Regions from separate parts of the Homo sapiens genome. Here regions 1, 3 and 4 are each linked to region 2. A link is a contact called in ENCODE Hi-C or POLR2A ChIA-PET data. All regions are on one chromosome and are shown on one strand. The core of a region is the stretch at or near the end of the contact, and the rest is flanking DNA. Distances in the headings are between cores, read along the strand shown.

Evidence for each region. Hi-C counts contacts between places; a loop is a spot of excess contacts on that map. ChIA-PET counts read pairs that join two places held with the same protein, here RNA polymerase II (POLR2A). Pooled maps may share reads with other maps.
Region 1: a loop to region 2 is called in a map of PC-9, with 8 times the contacts of the local background. The contact joins the promoter of LINC00501 here to the enhancer-like site in region 2. A Hi-C loop is called at or near these places in 1 of 168 maps with a recorded cell type or tissue (PC-9) and 5 of 50 pooled maps. POLR2A ChIA-PET finds 5 or more read pairs at or near these places in 1 of 52 experiments (activated CD8-positive, alpha-beta T cell).
Region 3: a loop to region 2 is called in a map with no recorded cell type, with 5 times the contacts of the local background. The contact joins two enhancer-like sites. A Hi-C loop is called at or near these places in 1 of 37 single-sample maps with no recorded cell type and 12 of 50 pooled maps. POLR2A ChIA-PET finds 5 or more read pairs at or near these places in 5 of 52 experiments (BJ, Panc1, activated CD4-positive, alpha-beta T cell and 2 more).
Region 4: a pooled map shows a loop between it and region 2 (2.0-fold over the local background). The contact joins two enhancer-like sites. A Hi-C loop is called at or near these places in 1 of 168 maps with a recorded cell type or tissue (dorsolateral prefrontal cortex) and 4 of 50 pooled maps. POLR2A ChIA-PET finds 5 or more read pairs at or near these places in 3 of 52 experiments (A549, AG04449 and activated CD8-positive, alpha-beta T cell).

Annotation. Positions count from the first base shown.
Region 1 is chr3:177,290,545-177,296,228 of GRCh38, reverse strand. LINC00501 (long intergenic non-protein coding RNA 501) reads right to left here and starts at 1,787. Exons shown (of 2, transcript NR_047465.1): 1 at 1,732-1,787. RefSeq lists an enhancer at 1,358-2,557.
Region 2 is chr3:177,772,789-177,778,911 of GRCh38, reverse strand. No RefSeq gene overlaps it. Among named protein-coding and RNA genes, the nearest start is that of LINC02015, 41 kb to the left of the region's middle. Within about 2 kb of position 2,216, at least 6 of the 41 ENCODE cell types and tissues checked have a DNase peak (open chromatin) inside an H3K27ac peak, as active enhancers do; they include PC-9, where a contact is called at or near this core.
Region 3 is chr3:177,423,891-177,430,190 of GRCh38, reverse strand. No RefSeq gene overlaps it. Among named protein-coding and RNA genes, the nearest start is that of LINC00578, 15 kb to the left of the region's middle. Within about 2 kb of position 2,475, at least 5 of the 41 ENCODE cell types and tissues checked have a DNase peak (open chromatin) inside an H3K27ac peak, as active enhancers do.
Region 4 is chr3:177,495,527-177,501,130 of GRCh38, reverse strand. The region is part of intron 1 of LINC00578 (long intergenic non-protein coding RNA 578); the gene reads right to left. Among named protein-coding and RNA genes, the nearest start is that of LINC00578, 56 kb to the right of the region's middle. Within about 2 kb of position 2,735, at least 5 of the 41 ENCODE cell types and tissues checked have a DNase peak (open chromatin) inside an H3K27ac peak, as active enhancers do.

The sequences.
Region 1 (5,684 bases), core at 538-3,037, 480 kb after region 2:
AAAGGCAAAACTATGGAGACAATAAAAAGGTTAGTGGTTGTCAGGTCTTGGGGATTAGGGGGAGGATAAACAGGCATAGCACAGAGAATTTTTAGGGCAGTGAAAATAATCTGTATAATTCAATAATGTTCAATAATTCAAGGCATGTCATGCATTTCTCCAATCCCATAGAATGTACAACACCCTCATATGCAACTGTGAACTTTGGGTAACAACAGTGTGTCAATGCAGGTCCGTCGACGGGAACTACTGTTCCACTATGGTAGGGGATGTTGATAATGGACGAGGCTATGCATGTGTATGGGAAGGGAGTATATGGAAAATCTCTGTACCTTTCTCTCAATTTTGCTGTGAGCTTAAAAATGCTCTGGCCGGGCGTGGTGGCTCACACCTGTAATCCCAGCACTTTGGGAGGCCGAGGCTGATGGATAAACTGAGGTAGGGAGTTTGAGACCAGCCTGACCAACACAGAGAAACCCTGTCTCTACTAAAAGTACAAAATTAGCCAAGCGTGGTGGTGCATGCCTGTAATCCCAGCTACTCAGGAGGCTGAGGCAGGGGAATCGCTTGAACCCGGGAGGCAGAGGTTGCAGTGAGCTAAGATCGTGCCATTGCACACCAGCCTGGGCAACAAGAGCAAAACTCCATCTCAGAAAAAAAAAAAAAAGTAAAAGGACATGATTAGAGAAAATTGAAACAGCCCAAGTCACCAAATTCCTAAAGAAGTGATATCTGGTTCTATAGTTGCCTATCAGTGTGTTAATGTGTAGGTGTGGAGGCCTGGCTACACCCAACACCTACCTGGGAACCAAACAATTCCTACCAACTAATTCCTCCTTTTAATTCCTAGAGTTGTTGCTTTTCTTTCCCACACCTTTATTTACTCTCCCTCCCTCCTGGAGGAGGAGTTGAGACATCTGCAGATACACCTTCCTGGGAAGGTAACCGGCTAGGTCGTGGGAGTTTGAAGTCCAGCCCAAGCCCTCATCCTTATCTCATTGTCAATTGTCTTATAAGGAAATAGTCCAGGCACAACAATGTCTCCTCTTCCTCCAGGTCATGAGTTATTTCCTTATAGACCTTTTCTAACCAGTCTTACCCTTAAAAAAGGAGCTGAAGAACAAACCTGTGCCATTCTTGATGTGAGATGGGGAAGATTTGGAGGTACTGACCTGTGGAGTTTCCATTAATATGTAGCCGTGCACAGTGGCTCACGCCTGTAATGCCAGTACTTTGGGAGGCCGAGGTGAGTGGATCACCTGAGGTCAGGAGTTCGAGACCAGCCTGGCCAACATGGTGAAACCCCGTCTCTACTAAACACAAAAAATTAGCCGGGCATGGTGGCTCATGCCTGTAATCCCAGCTACTTTGGAGGCTGAGGCAGGAAAATCACTTGAACCCCAGAGGTGGAGGTTGCAGTGAGCTGAGATTGAGCCATTGTACTCCAGCCTGGGTGACAGAGTGAGACCCCATCTCAAAGAAAGAAAAAACAAAGTAATTACTCTCCTCATATAGTTGAGCATAAATTCAGCTAGCATGGACTTGGGGTTCTGCTGACAGGCCTCCATAATATATGCACAATATGTCCATCCAGAATGCATAAATATGGAGTGCATACCTATAGAATTACCTGCCTAACACGTCTTTTCTAAGAATGTATTTCTTCCCCACCCCGACTCTCACAACTCCCACTCAGGTACATTTTTACCACAGGAGTCACTTTACACATACCTTAGGGCCCTGTTCCCCGGTCATTGTTCATTCACCCACAGGTTAGCACTGGACTTAAGCTGGGCCACAGTCCTGCTTTGTGGCTCATAGCCTAGGGATGACGAGCAAGCTGAACTAATCTCTCTTCACTGGCTCCACATTTATTAATAGATATGAACTCACATGCTCCTGGCAAGCATGTCCTCCACTAAGAGAAGAAAGCCACTCTGAAATGAGAGAGTGAAGCCAACATTCAGAGGGGAACATGAGATGAGAAGAATCCTGACAACCTTCTAGTGTCTGGCTTTCAGCATTCAGAACCCAGCTGCATCTCTGCTCTTCCTGTGTCTTGATTATTCAATTATTCCTAGAATTCTATTTAAAAAACAAAAAACAGATCAAAAGAAAATACTGGAATCGGTTGGGTGCCATGGCTCGTGCCTGTAATCCCAGCACTTTGGGAGGCCAAGGCGGGCAGATCACCTGAGGTCAGTAGTTCCAGACCAGCCTGACCAACATGGAGAAACCCCATCTCTAGTAAAAATACAAAATTAGCTGGACGTGGTGGCAGGCGCCTGTAATCCCAGGTACTAGGGAGGCTGAGGCAGGAGAATCGCTTGAATCCGGGAGGCGGAGGTTGCAGTGAGCCAAGATAGCGCCATTGCACTCCAGCCTGGGCAACAAGAGCGAAACTCCGTCTCAAAGAGAAAAAAAAAAGAAAATACTAGAATCCTTCCAATCAGTTGCCCTTCTTACATAAGGTAGTTTATGTTGGGTTTCTAACATCTACAACAAAAAGTTCCTAAAAATTATAGAATGTGACGCTCTTCAGTGCTCAGATTGTGTACTAATGAGACATCACCTGATTCCTGGGAGAAGGAAGTGAGATAATGAACGCAGGATTGCTTTGTCACCTATACAACATGATTCATCGACGATCCTTCTGAAGCCCTTACATTCAACTGACTGAAAATAAAAATTTCTGCTTAAAGACCAAAGGGTTTGCCATGCTTTATAATTTTCTTACTTTTTCATACTTTCTGTAATATCACTTTTTTTGAAATCTTGAGAGTTACCCAGTCTCCTTTAGATTAATAGAAACTTGACTACAGAATCAATGCATGTTATATAGGCACAAGAATACCATTTGTAGAATAGCCTACTGTGGCACTTTCCCACCCCTAATGCCTGGACTCTGAGGGATCTGTGAAGTGGGCAAGACATTCTAGGGTTATTTTTAGCATTTTAAAATCTCTAGCTGGCCGCAGTGGCTCACGCCTGTAATCCTGGCACTTTGGGAGGCCGAGGTGGGTGGATCACAAGGTCAGTAGTTCAAGACCAGCCTGGCTGACATGGTGAAACCCCGTCTCTACTAAAAATACAAAAAATTAGCTGGCCGTGGTGGCAGTCACCTGTAATCCCAGCTACTCGGGAGGCTGAGACAGAGAACTGCTTGAACCCTGGAGGTGGAGGTTGCAGTGAGCCGAGATCGCGCCATTGCACTCCAGCCTGGGCGACAAAGCAAGACTCCATCTCAAAAACAAACAAACAAACAAAAAAACTCTAACGACAATTGTACTTGCACCATATATCTATTTACACAAGTTAACCGTAACATCATATTTCTTTGCTTTGTGCTAAAATTAGATCAATTCAGTCTTCCAGCTGACTAGCTCATGTTGCCCAAGTTCTAATTGGCTGTTGATGATACCCCTGGCATTGCTCTGGTGAAACTTGTGGATCAGACTGTTATCAGGTGGTAATATCCAAACAATACCCATAGTAGAATTGACCTGCAGGGAAGCACAGGGGTGAACAGCTGAAATTAAGGAACCTGTGGCAGTGAATATTGCCTATCCATTGCTATGTTTACATATCTCTGTGAATGAGATAAATATGTTTCTATTTGCTAGGAAAAGATGTTCAAAACATGAGAAAAAAGGGGAGAACAGGCTGGGTACAGTGGCTCATGCCTGTAATCCCAGCACTTTGGGAGGCCGAGGGGGGCCAGATCACGAGGTCAGGAATTCGAGACCAACCTGGCCAACATGGTGAAACCCCGTCTCTATTAAAAATACAAAAATTAACCAGGCGTGGTGGCATGCGCCTGTAATCCTAGCTACTGGGGAGGCTGAGGCAGGAAAATTGCTTGAACCCAGGAGGTGGAGGTTGCAGTGAGCCGAGACCACACCACTGCATTCCAGTCTGGGCGACAGAGCAAGACTTCATCTCAAAAACAATAAGAAAGGTTGTGGGGGAATACAACAAAAGGGGCCTTGGGTGAGGAATGGTAACTTCTGGTCTATGATACTATCTAGGATGGTGGCTCCCTTGGTGTGTTCCCTAGAATACTAATTCTGGGGTATTACAATTGAGTTACAAAAAGAAGAGTTATATGTTTTTTAAAGGGATACACTCACTATGCTTGGGCAACACTGAGCCAGACAAATTTGTTTGTTTTGTTGTATGATTTCTTAGAGCCTTTAACACCTTTGTACTTTGCGAATCTCCAAGAGGAAGTTAAAGTGTCTCCCAGACTTATCTGACCATAGAACCCTTCTTGTTTGCAGCATTTAATGAGAGTATTCCATGAAATAGACTTTGGGAAAAGCTGATCTAAAAAATGCTCATTGAGTGCTTCCTATTTTTAGGACCTGGCTCACATAGACATTGTCAAACAGAGGTGGCTCTGTCAGTTGGCAGAGTCACTTCACCTACCACCTAAAGAGCTCTTCCACCTCCCATCAAACCGCCTTCATTTCCGTCATTAAAATGTCATGTCGGCCAGGTGTGGTGGCTCATGCCTGTAATCCCAGCGCTTTGGTAGGCCGAGGAGAGTGGATCACCTGAGGTCAGGAGTTCGAGACCAGCCTGGCCAACATGATGAAACCCCGTCTCTACTAAAAATACAAAACTTAGCCAGGCATGGTGGTGTGCCTATAATCCCAGCTACTCGGGAGGCTGAGGTAGGAGAATTGCTTGAACCCGTGAGGCAGAGGCTGCAGTGAGCTGAGATTACACCATTGCACTCCAGCCTAGCCAACAGAGCGAGACACCATCTCAGAAAAAAATAAATAAATAAATAATAAATAAATAAAGTGCCACATCTTTGGTTTTTTGCTAATACTTTTGCTAATCTAGTGCCCAATATAGGTACTTCTCAGAAGGTGAGTCCAATTTCCTCAATCATTTCCTGGGGGAAAAAATACCTCTAATAGCAGAGCAGGGTGAATTAATAACCCTGAGTGAACTAAGTCTGTAGCAGCCAAATACTCAACATTTCCAAGTCTCCAGTTGGATTCCAACATTCTACACCATAATATATCCGTTTTCTTTAATATACACTGTTTTGTTTGTTGTTGTTGTTGTTTGTTTGTTTGTTGTTGTTGTTGTTTTGAGATGGAGTCTCACTCTGTCACCCAGGCTGGAGTGCAGTGGTGTGATCTTGGCTCACTGCAACCTCCACCTCCTGCCTCAGCCTCCCAAGTAGCTGGGATTACAGGCACCCACCACCTCGCCTGGCTAATTTTTATATTTTTATATAAAACATGGTTTCACCATGTTGGCCTGGCTGGTCTCGAACTCCTGACCTCAGGTGATCCATCCGCCTTGGCCTCCCAAAGTGCTGAGATTACAGGCGTGAGCCATGGCACCTGGCCAATATACACTGTTTTAAATGATTTGGCAGCAAATAGGGTAGGTACTGTGATAATATGCACCAAGTCATAGCCCGTGGCTGTAGGTAACCCTGTGACACATTGTCCGGCTGGCTGAGAGACAGGCCTTGGGGAGGGGGCATGGGTGAGACCTCAAGGAGGAAGTCAGAGTCCCCGTGAGAAGGGGTGGTTGGTGAGTACCAAGGCATTAGTACAAAGCGGGAAGATGGCCAGGTGCGGTGGCTTATGCCTGTAATCCCACCACTTTGAGAGGCCGAGCTGGATGGATCACTAGGTCAGGAGTTCAAGACCAGCCTG
Region 2 (6,123 bases), core at 967-3,466:
TTTTGGGCAACAGGAGCCACTTCCTGCCAGCTCTTTTCCTGTGACATGCCCTCAGCATTTTTTTTAACACTTCCCTTCTCATCGACATAACAAGATGTTTCATTAGCTTCTAGAACTTTCCCTGTCCCAGGCCTACATTTAGTCACTTCTCTGAGGAGAAGAGCCCTTGTTCTTTCAGTAGAGAATGGTATTAGAGGACAAAATCTGAGTACTAGGTGTGCTCATTGCTACTAGACTTTTTTTTTCTTCTAGGTCTTTTCAGCAGCTAGAGTTGGGAAATAGATGCATGTATATATGTATGTACACAAATATACATATACACTTACAATATGCATATGCACATATGTATACACACATACACACATTTACCTGAGCACACCTGCATGTATATACACATACATTTATTTTAGAAATGAGTTCATACCAATGCTTCCAATTTAGAGCACACTCTCTTAACCACTATGTAATCATTTTGTATGTGCTTCCACAATGGCTGAATTAAAGATGAAAGATAGAATCCAAAGTGACTCAGAGAATTTCCTCTGTTCTATTTATGATCACTACAATTCCTGCTGAAAATTTCTGCCCCCTTTTTGGGAAGCAACACTGTGTGTCCTTGAAGATTCAATTTTGTCTTTGTTCATGTCTGAGCTCCTTCTCCTTGCAAGACTGTGACGGGAGTTGAGAGGACAGAGCCTGAATTTCTCCTAGAATTTAGAGTTTGTGACGACCAACTATTTAAAATATTCTTTGGTAATCTACATAAATTACCCCAAGTCCTAAGACAGCAGGTAGTCTGTCCACCAAAGGTATAAGCTGGTACTGGGAGGTTGATGAAAACCAAAGGCATGTAGGCAAAGTCTCTTTCAGGTTAGAATGTAAGAATGGTGGTAGCAAAGGAAGATGGAGTCCCCTATATCTTTAGGTGCTAGAATGTGGGGGAAGATGCAGTCCCCAGAGATGGACACAAGGTGGCTCAGTGAACCTGTTCCCTGGTGCTCCACATCTCCCTAGAAGGAAAAAGATAACTATGTTCAGCAGCAGGCAGTCATTGGACATTATGGCAGCTGCCCAGCCAATCCTTGCAAGCTCAGCAAGACAACCTAGAGTGAATGCAACCAACCGGCCTAAAGGGTGATGACCCTAGTCCCATGGACCATACCTGGGTGCAACACAAGCCTTCAGGGGAGTCACATTGACTGGTACACATTGGTTTGAGCTTTTCTTTATGGCAGTTGTGTTGAGGCAGGAGTATGTCATGACTTTGGAACAAGAGACCTGAGCTCTAGTCCTAGCTCTGCTGATAAATATGTGGTCTTGCATCACGGTATCATATACAAGATATGACCTCTCTGAGCATCAGATACTTTATTTATAAAATGAAAAGAGTGCAAGATTGTTACATGAATTTGATATAATAAATGTAAAGCCCATGCATATAGTTAAGTCTTAGATAAATGTAGACTTTGTTAAGAACAATATAAAAGGTCATAATATGTAATATATGCTAAATCCTTAGATATGTCCCCAAGTAAAATAGTCTAGACTGCTTTATAGAAGGCCTTAGAGTCTGATATCAGGAGAGAACTGAACTGGACCAAATACACAACCATTCTTTTTAGATGATTTCTTGGTGTGGATTGGCAACAGCTAACAAGACTGTTTCCTATGTCCATTAGCCAGAATTTTATAGCAATGTAATGGTTTGGATTCCTGTTTTTTGAGATTGAAGTTTTAGCTGCTTTTGTAACTGAAAACATACCCACTCTTGGTCCACTGTTATGCTAAGAACACCTGAAATATTGTATTTTCTTTGGAACTTAAGTTGCCAGATACGGTGCGGTCAAGGGCTGAAACTAAATACAAGCAGCCCCTTGCTGAAATATGCTCTGAGTGGGTCTGCTGCTGTCACAAGCAGCGTTTCTCCCTCAAAGAGTTGGCATTCCTCCAGTTTTCCCTGCCCGTGATCACACATCCACAAACCAGCCAGCATGGCTAGTTCCTCCTACCATTTCATGATTGCTGACAGGTAGAATGTGGCTTTTGTTCTTTTCCTACTCGGGAACTCAAATACCAGAGCTGCTGACAGATGATGTTGTGGCAGATTCATTTTGGAACACCACATTTCTTAGCAATGTGTCACAGGAGGAGAATGTCTCAAGCCTACAGCCTCAAAACCCCTCTGCTCTGGAAGTACCATTGCCCCAACCCAGATACCTTCTCAGGTGACACAGGGCGAGTACATGCCTCACCTTGCTGTAAGGAGATGGGAATGGAAGAAACTATGAATGGTAGAGTGCAAGTCCCTCCTAAAAGCATTGACATTGGGTTATTTTTTAAACATTGTACCGGCCAAAACAAGTGAGTCAACGTATTTGTGACTCCTACCCGATGCTTGCCCTTTGCAGAGCTTGACATAAGGAAGACATGTTAGGGAAGCCAAAGATAAATCCAACTCTTGGCTCTGCTATCAGCAGGCTCTGAGACCTACAGCAGTCACTCGACATCTCTGGGCCCAGTTTCTTCTTTAGTAAGATGAGGACAGGAAGCCTCAGGTGGACATGCAGGTCCTCTACCATCTTGTGAGTCTCGGACTCCAGATTGGTGGCAACCTACCTTTCTAGTCTAAGCTCCTGTCTGCTGGCCAACAGAGGTTTAGGGAGACCAGAAGCTAATACAATTTATGATGCCCTCTGTATGAAAAATTATAAAAAGTAAGTCAATAGTGAATATTTATTCAGAATGAGAAAAGAAAAATGCAAAAATATCAGCTTTAAAAAGCCAACAAATACCAGAAATATCACAAAACCCAGAAACAAATAACAGATTTGTATGAATTGGTATCGATAACATAAGATTTGTACTGATGTTCTAACAAGTCTCCCTAAATGCCTGTATTCTACATTTTTGGCTGCAGAGTCTGTTTCTTTTTATGACAAAATTCTGTAATATCCTTTCCTACAGAGAAACTAGAAAGATCATTCCATTTTTCCTGTAACATGGTTAATCAAAATTTGTTTATTATTAATGATAATTGAGAGAATTTCTTTCAGCTTCACAACCTATTATTGACAATATCATGTACATGTTTAGTATTACCAAATTGGGGAAGCTCCTCTACCAAGTGTCTTTCATATATGAGCTGTAAGATTGCAGCCATTCATGTTTCCCTGAGCAGAGACTAATCTGAAATACTCTTGAAATTGATGATACTCATTAATTAGGGCCTTGGGAAGGCATCTACTTTTACCACCTCACACTAGGTACCCCGCAGCCCCACCTTCATGCACACTGAACGTCTCACCTGTTCCTAACACACGACAACCTTCTACAGCTCTGTGGCTTTGCAGATGCTGATCCCTCACTGAATTGCCTTTCCTTTCTCCTCCCCCATACCCTTTCTCCAGGGTTCAAGCAGATTCAGTCACCATTCCTCTGCACTGTCCCTGCCTGGTACTCATAAGACTAGTAGAGAACCCTTCCTTTAGTGTTGTAATTCTGTTTGTCTACCTTCCCCACTAGACTTAGATTCCCTTAATTAAGGGAAGGCAATGATTCTCTCCATCTGTCTAGCACCAGGAATAGGACAGAAAAAGATGCTTGATAAGTGTATCACAAATAGAAATTCCTCAACAACACAGATGCAAGAAGTGCCACAATTCTTTACCTTTCTATAAGAAACCTTACTCTCCTCTAAGTTCTCTATTGTCAATCGATGATTTTTAAAAAACACACAGCATTAGTGATTTATTGGGGCATCTTTTTCCTCCCTTGGACTCAGGCAGTTCATGAAAATGGGGGCTCGCCCTAAGGCCACTAGTCAGCATTAGTTATCCTGGACACCGTTTCTCCTTCTGCCACTCTAGGAGGGTGATGGAATTGTAGTCCTCTCCTCTCACCTCTAGCCTGGCCCTCAGGGATCCCTTTCCCTGATTTCAAAATGGCAGCACTGGGGACAACCACTTAAATCACCTAGGTGGCTATCTTCCTTCCAAAGTGCAATCATCTTTAGGAGGTGCAAATGTGAGCAGGCAGCAGGTCTGTACCAACTGCAGGACATTTCAGGCTCACTTCCTTCAAGGCCCTAGATATCTTCCCAAAAGGACCGAGTAAAGAAGTCATCAAACTTGTGTATCGCCACCAGCCTCAGAGAAAAAAAGGAAAGGAAGGAAGGAAGGAAAGGAGGGAGGGAGGGGGAAAGGAGGAAGGGAGGGGGAAAGGAGGAAGGAAGGAAAGAGGGAGGGAAGGAAGGAAGGAGAGGAATGGAGGGATAAAGAAAGAGTGGGGAAGAGCAAGAGGGAAGAGGAAGAGAGGGGAAGATAAGACTGTCTTGGGGAAAGAAGTGCAGAAATTCATAACATTGAAGTCTGGTTGCCCTCCCTCTATGGATGAAAGATGCGATTACTTCTTCATCCATTTTCTGATGAGTCTGCTCAAGCAAGAAAGTACTAATACTAATAACAATATAAGGCACAGGTTAATTTCTACATTAACTTATTAATGCATCGACCTGCCACAAATGTTTATTGAAGAATCAATCAATGAATGAGTTTTCATAGTTCATTATCATGAGTCTGTTTTTGTTTTAATGACATAAATATCATTTTAGGAAAAATAAAACAATGTCCTTCTCTTCACACGTACATAATTGCACAGATAAGAATAATGATTCAAAGCCATTTTTTTCCTGCACTGGGAAAACAGAGCAGACTTGTTCATTTCTGCTACAATGATGAAGTTTCCTCCCCTGCTTCAGAAAACAACTTTAAGTATACTGTGTATTTTATAGAAAGTGGTTAAGGCTGATGAACTTGCATTCGACTCCTACTGGCTAACCTCAAACAATCTTATACAAGGAAAAACAAAATAAAACAAAACTGTTTTCTTCTTAATCAGACAGAGCCCCTTTAAGAGAGGCTGAATTACAATGCCTAATGCTCCTCATCAAAAGACACTAACAGATTTCCAGAGCAAAGGGCACCCCTGATCTAATGTATTCTTCCAAGTGAGGTTGATGTTTGTAGTGTAAGGAAGAAATGGAAATTTCACTCCCTCACATCATCTGGTCATTAACTTATGTAGCAGTACAAAATAGCCCACCAAGCTCTTTTCTAGTTAGCAGGACTTATTTAAATTCTTTTCCTCCCCCATCCCCCTTTTTATAACCCACAGCAAATTACCAGTATTGATAAACCATTAGAAAAAAAATAAGAGACAATTTTATTGACAGCTAAATGAAGTAATGCCTGGGTTGTGTTGGTTTTCAGCAATTGAGCTTTCTGTATTCATTAGAACTCTACAAGCAGCTTGTGTTAAATTTTTGATATATGCGGTGCACACTGAAATCTTTATCTACATTAACTGAGACACCAATTTGCACCCCTGTTGTACCCTAATAGGCTGATTTATTGTGGTTTCCCAAGGCCTATTAATGAAAGAGCTTGGAGTTTTTTAGTGACCTAAATCAATTTCATTTTTGGATGCAGCAGAACTTGTCAAGGTCCATGTCTCTCATTTCCTCTTTTGTCAATGGGGATGGAGAGTGTGAGCTCTTGTGTTGTTTGCAGCTGCCAGGCACTTGACAGATTGGCAAGTAAGCCGGGGACTACTTGGACATCTGCACAAACTCAGTAAGTGGAAAGACAAAGAAATGCCTCGAGATTCCCAAACTATCTTCAAGGGGGAGAAATGCCTACACAAAACTGTTTATACAACAAAAAACAAAAACAAACCCCACAAAGCTGAGGATAAACACAAACCTAGACCAGCAATCCTCCCTCTCTACCATTATTAGCAAGTGCTTGACTCACCTCCTTGGATGGTTTTGAATTATCTTACTTCCCTATTTGAACTTCAGCTTTGCGGGGAGGGGGCATTTAGTTTTGTTCACTGATGTATCCTAAGCACCTAGAATACAATCTGAGCTCCATAAATAATATCAATGGATAGACTTTCACACAACAAGGAAAAAAGAAAATTTTCATTGAATGATTACTTTTTTTAAGCAATGTTTGTTACCATGAAGATCACAGGGTCTTTGAGAATCTGATGAAAACTATGCTCTCTCTCTCTCTCTCCAGAAAAAATGTTTGGCTGTTCATGAACATTACATTTTTCATGCAA
Region 3 (6,300 bases), core at 1,226-3,725, 350 kb after region 2:
TGCAATTAACTAACAAAAATTAATTAGTATTCTTAAATAAGTTATTAAATATCTATGAACCACATAGTGGTACTCAACACATATTTGTCTAATGAATGAATGATCAAATACGGCTCAGTTTTTTTCATCTTGTCACTAGATGACTTACTCTAACCTTCTATGACCTATGTGTCCCTCCTTATAAACTACAGCAACAGTTCCCACACACAAGTCAGCCTACAAGCATCAGCCCGTGATGAAATTTTTAACAGTTTGCATGGAGTGAGAGGAAGTAAATAAGGACAATATAGTTGATTTGTCATAAGGCTAAATCTATTTAATTTAGAGAACTATTCTGTAGTCTGTATGTCCTTTGCATTTCTTTGGAAATACTTTTTTTGTTGTTTTATGAAATGATAAAAAAAGATAGTAATTGTGAAGGGCTTAAGATATTTTACTTGGCAAAATATAAAATCCACAACCTATGTCAGTCCCTGATTTTTTCTAATTCTATTACTCCAAGAGCTCTCAAGGTCTGGGAACTACTGACTTAGAGAATGTGCATTACTTTAGGTACAAGAAAAAAGGAGATTTCTCTTTTCCCCACCCCCAGATTTGTATCCCCTAGAATTGAGACAGACTGTCTATTGTCTATTAGCTCCTCTGCATTGAGCTTCAAACTTTTCCATCCCCCACCCTTGTCCTCCTAAATGCAAAGAGGTAGCCAGATAACCACTTTCATTCTACATACTCACCATGTATTATTGGGTGAAATAATTTCCCAAATGCAATTTTATTGACTGTCTCTCTTGCAGTTCCTTCTAGAAAACTGCCATGTAACCAGTTTTAGGATGGACATATAAGCAAAAGCCAGCCAATTTGCTTTCTAAACACTGACCAGTAAGATCCTCTTTCTTCAAATCTGAGCAAACAGGACATAAAGATAGGCTGTAGTGGGTACTGAGCCCAAAGGCTATGATGCAAAGCTGGGGCCTATAGTGTCCTGCAAGACGGGCAAGCAGGGAGAGTAGGTCAAGAAAGGCACCAGAGAGAACTTAAAGAAACAAACTCCACAGAGACAGTGAAAATAGCCTCATTTCTGATTTCTAGTTCCCAGTTCCAGTTGGATTCTTTGAGTTTACTTAACCCCATCCTCCACCAACTGCCTTTCTGAACTTGAGCTAGTGGATTTCTATTCCTTGTCATTTAAAAAAAAAATGTCCTTTGGGAGGCCCAGGCAGGCAGATCACAAGGTCAGGAGATCGAGACCATCCTGGCTAACACGGTGAAACCTCATCTCTACTAAAAATACAAAACATTAGCCAGGCGTCGTGGGAGGCGCCTGTAGTCCCAGCTACTCAGGAGGCTGAGGCAGGAGAATGGCATGAACCCGGGAGGCAGAGTTTGCAGTGAGCGAGATCACACCACTGCACTCCAGCCTGGGCGACAAAAAAAAAATTGTCTCAGCCAGGCATGGTGGCCCATGCCTGTAATCCCAGTACTTTGGGAGGCCGAGGCAGGCAGATCACCTGACGTCAGGAGTTCAAGACCAGCCTGGCCAACATAGTGAAACCCCGTCTCTACTAAAAATACAAAAATTAGCTGGGCGTGGTGGGCAGGCGCCTGTAGTCCCAGCTACTCAAGAGGCTGAGGCAGGAGAATCGCTTGAACCCAGGAGGCAAAGGTTGCAGTGAGCCGAGATCGCACCACTGCACTCCAGCCTGAGCGACAGAGTGAGACTCCGTAAAAAAAAAAATTGTCTCAAATTGAAAACATGGACTAACATTCGTGTATTTGAAGAAAAAGAGATTTAACACTGTTTTTTATCTAAGATTGTTTTTACTAGACAATTTCTCTTATTTCTGCAATACCAAAAATATGCAACCATCAATCAGATTTCTTTCTTATATTCCCTTTAAACATTGTGAAAAAATGTTTTTCAGGCATAAGGAAAAGCCCAGCTCTCAGCCCGTCTCTTCATCCTGCCCCTGCCCATCCCCACCGTCACCATAGTGTAGGTTTGATCTTGTGTCCATCCCCAGCCCAGCCCCCTGCACAGATTGCATAATCTGCTTGCTAAGGCATAGCTCAGAACTTCAGAGTCCCAAAGAGAGCACATCAGTGACCCCACTGGGTAGAAGCCCCTGTCATTGTCATTTTCCCATTGAGATACAATCCAGAGAAGTGAAGGGATGATTTAATATCCCACAGGGAACAAGCAAGGGAAATCGCATTTTATTTAACCTTCAACCAGCCTAAAAGGTAAAATATTATCCTAAAAGGTAAAATGTACAAACACACTCAACCTCACAAGGCTTGCCTATGCTTTACCAAAGATCACACATCCAGTAAGGGCTGAGGCCTGACTTTGAGTGAAACTTATTAAACTCTAAAGTCTATACTCATTTAATAATACATCCTTCTGCCTCCAAGTTTTTCGTGGTCAAACCACATTTAAACCCAGATCACATGACTCCTGATGACTAAACAAGGGTTCTCTCCAGTCATTATTCTGGTGTTCTCCAGGAACAGCTCAAAGAAAAAGGTGTGGAGATGTAGCATTGGGTAGAAGATGAAAAGGAAGGCAGCTGAGAGCCACCTTGTTACTTCAGCCCTCTCTCCTCTTTTTCTTTAACATTTCATCAAACAAGGGCATGATTTATAAGCCATCTCCAGGTTGTGGCCCTGAGTCACTGTCCCTACCCAGTCCAACCCTGGGGGAGGCAGTCTCTAAGATACCCACCAATGACCCCCACCTGCAGGATTCATACCCTCGTGTTATACGCTCCCTCGCTGTACCAGGGTTGGTCTGGATAACCAACCCCATATAACAGCACTTCTGACAGTGGGTTAGTAAAAGTGTGCAACTTCCGACTTGGGTATTCTTTCTTTCTGTTTCTGTCTTGAATCACTCACTCTGGGGAAAGCCAGCTGTCATATCATGAAGACGCTTAGGCCACTTCAGAGAGGCACACACGGTGAGTGAGGAACTAAAGTCTCCAGCCAACAGCAAGCAAGGAACTAAAACCTGTCAGCAACCATGTGAGTGAGTTAGAAAACGATCATTCCCCAGCTGAGTGTTCATGTGAGACTGCAGCCCTGTCAAACAGCTTCACTGCAACCTCATGGAGACCTTAAGCCAGAACAACCCAGCTAAAATACTCCCAGGCCCCTGAGCCACAGAAAAAGATATCTGTGGCCTTAAGCTGCTAAGTTTGGATGTATTTTGTTACATAAAAATGGACAACAAATTCAAGTCCTGGGAAGTTCCTCCAAATACTAAACATTTCTCCTGCCTAGGCTTTCTCAGGTTATTCCTGTTGAAGTAAGTAGAGTTATTTTCCTTTGTCTCCATAAACAAATCATTGGTGTTAATCCACTGACTCCCCTCCCTGACTGGGGAATAAGCTCTGTAGCTGCTTCACAAATATTTCATTTGAAATATGCATATGGTTCTAGATGATAAAATCTTCAGAAAGCCACTACTGTCTGCTTCCTTTGCTTTGTCATTTTTATAGTCCCTTTAGTTTTCTGAATCTTTCCCTCACAATAAGTCGGTCAATAGAAACCACAGAATTTTAAGGAAGAGTTTGACTCCGCTCCTGGGCAGAATATTTAAATCATAGGTTGTTGTTTGTTTTCAGGTCAACCAGTACAATTATGCAACATAAATTCTTTTAAAGCATCTGGGACTTCAGTTCAATTTAAGATCCTGTGGGTTTTATTACCAGAATGAATGATTATAAAATACATGCATGCAAATGAAGAGATAAAAAAATTAAAGGGCATATGAAATTTAATGGATGCTACTTGTAATTCCATGCCAAATTGTTGCAAAAGACAGTGGCTAGGCCACCATGTGAAAATGTGGTTTATGGTATTTATAACTTGAGAATGCGATTTTAATAGTCTATTGCCATGGATATATATTATAAAACAGAGTAGAGAATTAAGTTTCTGGTATTAACATGTGGGGGAGGGGGAAGTTTTTACCTAAGTCTGTCATTGGTTTTATTGCCAAAATAGCTTGTTTTGACTAAGGTGATTCACTCCAACAGCACACCACAGTAAAAACTTTGTGAAAAATGGAGATTCTTTATTTTTGAGTGTTTTTATTCTAAGAGCTCATTTGGGACTAATCTAATTCAGTCAATATTTATTAACTGCCAAAAATGTGAAAGCTAATACATTCGAGGATCTGGGGGCTGGGAGTGGAGGGAGTTAAAATTGAAGCTAACAATCTCTACTCTTGAGAGAATCCCAATCTAGGGAAAGCGGTGGGCAGATGTGTGTGTAAAGAATCTGAACGTGGGTTGAGTAAATTATTGGAGGAGTCAAATAACAGGCTCCCACCTCTGGATTGCTCTCCTCTAATCCAGCATCCACACGGCTGCCGAGTTTTACCCAAAAGAAAGAATCCAAGTGTGTTGTCTTTCTCCATAAAGTTCTCCATTGCTTATAAAATACAGTCCAGACTCCTTAGCACCAGCTCTTCAACATTTGGCCTAAAACTACTTTTTCCTATTCAGATAACACTCTAAAGATGAATGCTTAAAGAAAAAGTTTGTTGGGAGGCCGAGGCGGATGGATCACCTGAGGTTGGGAGTTGGAGACCAGCCTGACCAACATGGAGAAACCCTGTCTCTACTAAAAATACAAAATTAGACAGGCGTGGTGGTGCATGCCTGTAATCCCAGCTACTCGGGAGGCTGAGGCAGGAGAACTGCTTGAACCCGGGAGGTGGAGGTTGCGGTGAGCCAAGATCGTGCCATTGCACTCCAGCCTGGGCAACAAGACCGAAACTCTGTCTCAAAAAAAAAAAGAAAGAAAAAACTTGACTCAACTTGAAAAGACTAAGGATTCCAGTACAGTTCTTCAAATAATATATGAACGTCCACTGTTCCTACAGGACTCATCTCTTTCTAATTTTTGCTTCCAACCAGGACAAACCCCTAAAGAAGAAGGAAGTCATGAGGCAACCAAGAAGTTGCTGGGACATTTTCTTGCAGGGACTGGTACAAAGGAAGGAAATAAAAGGGTGTGTTATTATGAAAGAAATTAACTAATATTAGCATCTCCTTTTCCTAACCCTTCCCATTACAGTCCCAGACCCCCAAAGAGGAGAGTGTCGTGCTTCTAAATATCTCAGGTCTTTGTATACTTCACCCAGAAAGAGAAATTTCTCTGGAATCGCCCGTGAATAGAGAAGGGTTGGTGAGATTTGGAGATAGAGAAAACTGTCTTATTCATTAGGCTGAAACAGAGAGATCAAGCATAGTGGAGACAAAAGTTGAGGAGCTTTAGGATGGGAAGGCTTTTGTTTGGATTTGAGTTTTCTTAGTGGATGGAAAGATCCCCCATGATAATAGACACAGCTTCCTCTTCCATGCTTCACTCCCAATACCACAGGATTCCTGTAGAAGGGGACACTGACAGCACAACAGGTGGTGAGGTCCACAGCAGTCAACAGGAAGCAAATGTCTGCCTGAACTCCCAGTGTCACCAGGCAACCAGCCTCAACACCAGCACCAAGTAGAAAGTGCAGAGTAATGACAGGAGGCAGCACCATGGCCTGGAAACGGGCATCTCCATTGTGCCCTGTGAGTACCAAACAAACCCGATTTCTTATATAATCCCCAAAAAAACGACTAATCAGAGATTGAGCTTTCTACCAGTCACATTCATGTGGGCTCAGAGCAAGTTATATTTGATTTAGAGAGACAAAGGAATGCACCCTCGATCATATTCTAAAACCTTTACTAAACATAGTTCAGAAGCTGTTTCCAGATAAGAATGCTCAACCCACTGGGTTTCTAGACTCCTAGAGACCCTTTCACATGCTAAAGCCCATATGCATGGGTCTATAGAGAGCATTCCATTATAGTTTATGGAAAAAAAATTATCCCCATTCCTTCTTCCTTATTTCTCTTTTAAAGGCACTCTACAGGGGTTTGCAGACTCCAGACCACAGGCTAAATCCGGCCTGCTGACTGTTTTTGTACAGCCTGTGAGCTAAGAGTGGTTTTCACATTTTAAATGGCTGAAAGATCATAAGAATATTTTGTGACACGTGAAAATTGCATGAAATTCAAATGTCCAGTGTCCCTAAATAAGGTTCTATTGGCACACCCATGACTATTTGTTCATGTGTTATCTATCCTTGCTTTCACTACAACGGCAGAGTCAAGTAGTTGTGACAGAGACCATCCAGCCCTTTACAGAAAGAGTTTGCTGTATCCGTGCAAAGAAAGAGATGATTTCCAAGACTTAAGAAGGAGGGTCGCGTTCTGTATTAGTAAACCCAGTGTCCAACTGAGAGGC
Region 4 (5,604 bases), core at 1,486-3,985, 280 kb after region 2:
CCAGGTTCAAGCGGTTCTCCTGCCTCAGCCTCCGGAGTAGCTGGGACTACAGGCGCATGCCACCATGCCCGACTAGTTTTTTGTATTTTTAGTAGAGATGGGGTTTCACCGTGTTGGTCAGGCTGGTCTCAAACTCCCGGCCTCAGGTGATCCACCCTCCTCGGCCTCCCAAAGTGCTGGGATTACAGGCATGAGCCACTGTGCCCAGGCAATATTTTTATATTTTAAGAATTTTTTTCAGGCTGGGCGTGGTGGCTCATGCCCGTAATCCCAGCACTTTGGAAACTGGGGTGGACAGATCACTTGAGGTCAGGAGTTCGAGACTAGCCCGGCCAACATGGTGAAACCCCATCTCTACTAAAAATACAAAAATTAACTGGGCATGGTGGTGCGCACCTGTAATCCCAGCTACTTGGGAGGCTGAGGCATGAGAATCACTTGAACCCGGGAGGCAGAGTTTGCAGGAAGCCAAGACCGTGCCATTGCTCTCCAGCCTGGGAGAAAGAAGGAGTCTCTATCTCCAAAAAAAAAAAGATTTTTTTTTCAAAAAGTTTTTAATAGAGTCAACTTGATGGTCAATAAATATTCAAAAGATTAAGTTCCACTTATTTTTAGCACCTCCTTTTACTCTCAAAAGTGTCCCAGTTTGGTTGATGTTGGCTAACTATAGCCAACAGGATAAAGCCACATTCCTTGTGATGTGGCCCTCTGCACCTTTCCAGTCTCCATCCCGTGACTCTTCAAAGCCTCCCAGGCTCGGCTCTCAAAGCTCTACTCCCACACTTCCCTCTGGCTGCAATGCCCTGTGCCCTCATAACCCTGCTGCATTCTAACTCGGCCATTACATCCAACCTAAATATCTTCTTACAGCTTCTGCTGACTTTCTTCTCTTACCTTCCCATCTTACAGCATTAATTATACGCACATATATGTCCTCATAGAGCTTCACATGCAACCCTGATTGTTGTTACAGCGCCACTATTTTCTTTCCTGTCCTCCTTTCAAACTGGATGGGGAAAGCTGAGAGGCCATGGACTTTGACTTCTTTATCTTTGTACATCCAGAGCCTGACGCATTACTGGACACAAACTGGTTATGGCAAATGTTGGTCTAATTAAATGTGTTGTATCACAAAGAAGGCCTTTCAGAACCTCAGAACCTCCTAAAACACACTATGAAGGCATCCTTGTGCTCTATGATTGCGTATAAGGCCCTTCCAGGACCTGATCCTCTAGCTGCTGAGCCCCAGCAGGGCCTGTTTTTTTCTGGAGGACTCATAGGTTCATGATCATCTGCTGGCATGCTCTTGAGAAGGCTCTAGGGTGAATAGATAACCTCAGCTGTCCGGTGATTCATTTCGCTATGTAAAATCTGAAATAATGATAATGTATTTTGCATGTGTGTGTGTAAAATTAACACTCACTTATTCCCAAATAAACCAATAACAATTTCCAGTGCCTATACCAAAAGCTTGACCAACAAAACTATAACTACCAGAAAGGGTAGTGAATATAACCTAACCCTATTTTCTTTTTTTTCTTTTTTTTTCTTTTTTTTTATTATACTTTAAGTTCTAGGGTATGTGTGCACAACGTGCAGGTTTGTTACATAGGTATACATGTGCCATGTTCATTTACTGCACCCATCAACTCGTCATTTACATTACATATTTCTCCTAATGCTGTCCCTCCCCCAGCCCCCCACCCCCTGACAGGCCACGGTGTGTGATGTTCCCCACCATGTGTCCATGTGTTCTCACTGTTCAACTCCGACCTATGAGTGAGAACATGCTGTGTTTGGTTTCCTGTCCTTGTGATAGTTTGCTTAGAGTGATGGTTTCCAGCTTCATGCATGTCCCTGCAAAGGACATGAACTCATCCTTTTTTATGGCTGCATAGTATTCCATGGTGCATATGTGCCACATTTTCTTAATCCAGTCTATCATTGATGGACATTTGATAACCTAACCCTATTTTCTAAAGCTGGTCATAGACTCCCCTTCACTAGGCAAGGGGCCCTTAAGTAAGAAGATGTCCAGCAAAGTGAATCTAAGACATACAAAATGGTGAGTTTCCATATTGGGTTATGTCTCACTCTAACAAAGCCGTCTTTCATTATGGATATAATTTAAAAGTGCCTATATAGGTGTGTATATGTGTATATCATATACACTTTGAATAGATAGCATTATCGATTCACACATCCACAGTCGTCAATAATACTGCGAATTACCTAGGAGACAGCACAGTGGTAATAGAGAGGCCTTGGAGCTAGATAAGTCTGTGATAGAATTTTGACTTCATCTTTTCTTGAGCCTCAGTTTCCTCATCTGTGAAATGTGAATAAACATGCCTGCCATTTAGACCTGTTGAAAGGATTAAAGAAGACAGTACCTAGACAGATAAATAGTAAAGTTGTTACATTTATTACTACAGGATCTGTTATTATTTGACTAGCATGTAATCTACTAATATTGCACAACCTTGATTCTTATTCTCTAAGGTGAAGTAGAGCTGATCGCTAAGTCCCCATTGCTGCCAAATTCTGTTTTCAGTGACATTTTAAGAACAGCCTCCCTCCGCATGTCCACAGGGAACTGTCAGGCCCAGGGGCACCTCTGCTGCTTCCCAGTAGGAAGCTCCCTCGAGAAAGCAAGCAGGGAGCGGGTTTCTATGATCCCACCAAGATTTGGCTGAGCTCCACTTTCAGCCTAGTGACTCATGCACCTTGAGTTGCTAAGGGAATTGAAAGTGTTGCCAAGGAATTTTGCAGTTTGCAGCAGGTGGATGTAGAAATTACAGAACCACTTTCTTCAAATCAGTAGCAGTGGATGTTTGTGCCCACAAGGATGAGGGCACTTTGGCAAGCACCCTAACCAACTTCTCCTCATACTTCAAAACAGACCCCAAACCATGTTTTCACCTTCTAGTGGTATATGAATGCACAGATGCAGAAGTAAAACCTGGTCCTGAGCAGAGGGTCTAAATCTGCAGGCGTCAACAAATATGTTACAACATTTTTTTAATGTGAATGGTCAATTGACTTTTATGAAACTGAATATTAACTGATAAATGATTACACTGTTCATCAATTATTTCACTTTAGATATAATCTGAAATCTTTCAAAAGATGTTTGTCTCTCCTTATCAATACAATTGATTGTTTTATCTCAGTGCTGCATTTTCGGCAATTTTCTCATATCTAACTTTCGGTTTATAAATTTTTTTGCTTTAGCTGTCTTTAACCAGCTGATTAAACCATGCACTGCATTTCCATTTCAATGACGATATTTTGCAATTCTAGAAAATTTATTTAACTATTTTTGAATTTTTTTTTAGTATTCCGCTTAAGTTTATGTGTTGGTGTTTTGGCTATATCTATTTGTATAGTTTTTTTATGATTGCGCTAAGGATAATGAAATACATACCTAACCTCTTACAGTCTATTTAGATGGAATATTTTACCACTACAAGCAAAACATGGAAGTCCTGCAACCCTTTGCCTTCTCCCGTTTGTGTCACAGCTGTCAGATGCTTTGCATATACATACCGAGAAACCCTACCAAAGTTACAATTTTTTTTTTTATATACGAAGTCTAGCTCTTGTCCTCCAGGCTGGAGTGCCATGGCATGATCTCAGCCCTCTGCAACCTCCCCTTCCAGGGTTCAAACGATTCTCCTGCCTTGGCCTCCCCAGTAGCTGGGATTACAGGTATGTGCCACAACACCTGGCTAATTTTTGTATTTTTAGTAGAGATGGGGTTTCACCATGTTGGCCACAGTGGTCTTGAACTCCTGACCTTAGGTGATCCACGCGCCTCGGCTTCCCAAAGTGTGGGATTACAGGCGTGAGCCACCGCTTCCAGCCACACTATGCCTAGCCAAAAGTTACAACTTTTGCTTTCAATAGTCATACATATTTTAAGAACTTAAAATATTAAGTTCTTAATATTAATATATTAATATTACCAGACAGTTTTTATATTACCCAGTTACCATTCTCTTCCATTTCTGAAGTTTCAAGTTTCTCTAGTATCACTTCCCTTAAGCCTAACTACTTCCTTTAGCATTTCTTTTAGATGGGTCTGCTGGTAATAAATTTTCTTCATTTTATCATCTTGCTGAGCCAATAAGCAGTTTGTTTAATTTCTCCTTCACAAAGGGTGCAAGTAATTAATCGAGTAGAACAGAAAAAGGGTAAAGATTGGATATGGAAGAAAACAGGTGAGTGACCAACGCCATATCTAATGCAAAGCAGCTTCCAATGAAGCCCCTTTTTCTTTTAAGCAGGTCTCAGGAACTCAGCTTTTTTTAGTATCCTTCTGCATTTGTCACTACCAGCCTATCACATGGGGTTCTTTTCCCTAAAGCCAGCCATGGGTAAATGTCCTTTCCCATCAGCTGGAAAGAATAAGTACCCATTCTGTTTATTTCACAGAGTCAATGTGAATGATGCTGCTCAGAGTCTCAATGGTAGCCACCAGGTCCCCAAACCAATATAGAAAGAAGACAGACTTGAACTACAGGGAAATTGAATTGTTAGAAAGTTGTCTTTGCTACCCCATTGATGGAGACAATCCTGAAGTGCAGATAAGAAGAAAAAACATGTAAATTCAAGTTATAGTACACATTTCCCTCTAATTTTCCTGATGCATATGGCTGTCATTGACCCTTCATCACTAGCCTAACAATAATAGTTGGTTTGCAATTTATTTGGATCCTCTGAAGATTGGGAGTTATTGTTAGCAGACAATTTTCCATGGATCTCTCAATATTTCTGCACATCTTATAAGCAGAAGTACTGACGGCCTTTTGTTCTGAACTATCTTTTCAAGGATATTTGTATAGCAAACAGCATGGAAATAATAGACAGTGTGTTTCCCTCCAAAGCAAAGAGCAGGTTGCTTACAGCTTCGCCATGATTTTAAAGGCGATATTTCCCACTGAAGCAAAAGGCAGGTATGCTTACTGTCCAGTGTAATAAAGAAAATGTTTCTCTCTGAAAGCAAAGGTCAAGCATGCTAAATGTATATTACACAAGATTCAGATTCCCTAAGTTCGGGGACTCTTCTGTAACAAACCCATTGAGTGTGCAGTTATTATGTAGCTCCTGTGGGAACTGGAGCTTAGGGATTAGGACAAAAATGCTAATTCTCTGGCTACTGTCCTTTACCTCTGACCTGGGAGTCTCAAGTCTCCAACCAGCATCCTTGAAACTGTGGCTGGCTAACCTGTCAGCTTGCAAGTAGATAAAATCCTAGACCCTCAGAGGTCTTGGCAGTTACAAAATGACCTTCTGTACCTTCCCAACCCTCTCATAGTATTTATTTCTCCTCCAAGAGTGGGATGGCTGCTATGTATTTACATAGCATCTGGCCATGTGCCAATTCACCAGGTCCCCATAGGACTCTACCCCCAGAATTCTATTTCTTAACATTCTCACATAGATGCCAAAAGTAGGCACTAGTTTCTTTGTTTCTTCCCCCTAGTTGTACATCTTTATCTTTAGTATGCATATACTGTATCACATATTTCAACAGCTGCAAGAAGCAGCAAATACATACTAGATCAGTATAGTCTCTGGCCACTATATGCCAAGCCCACA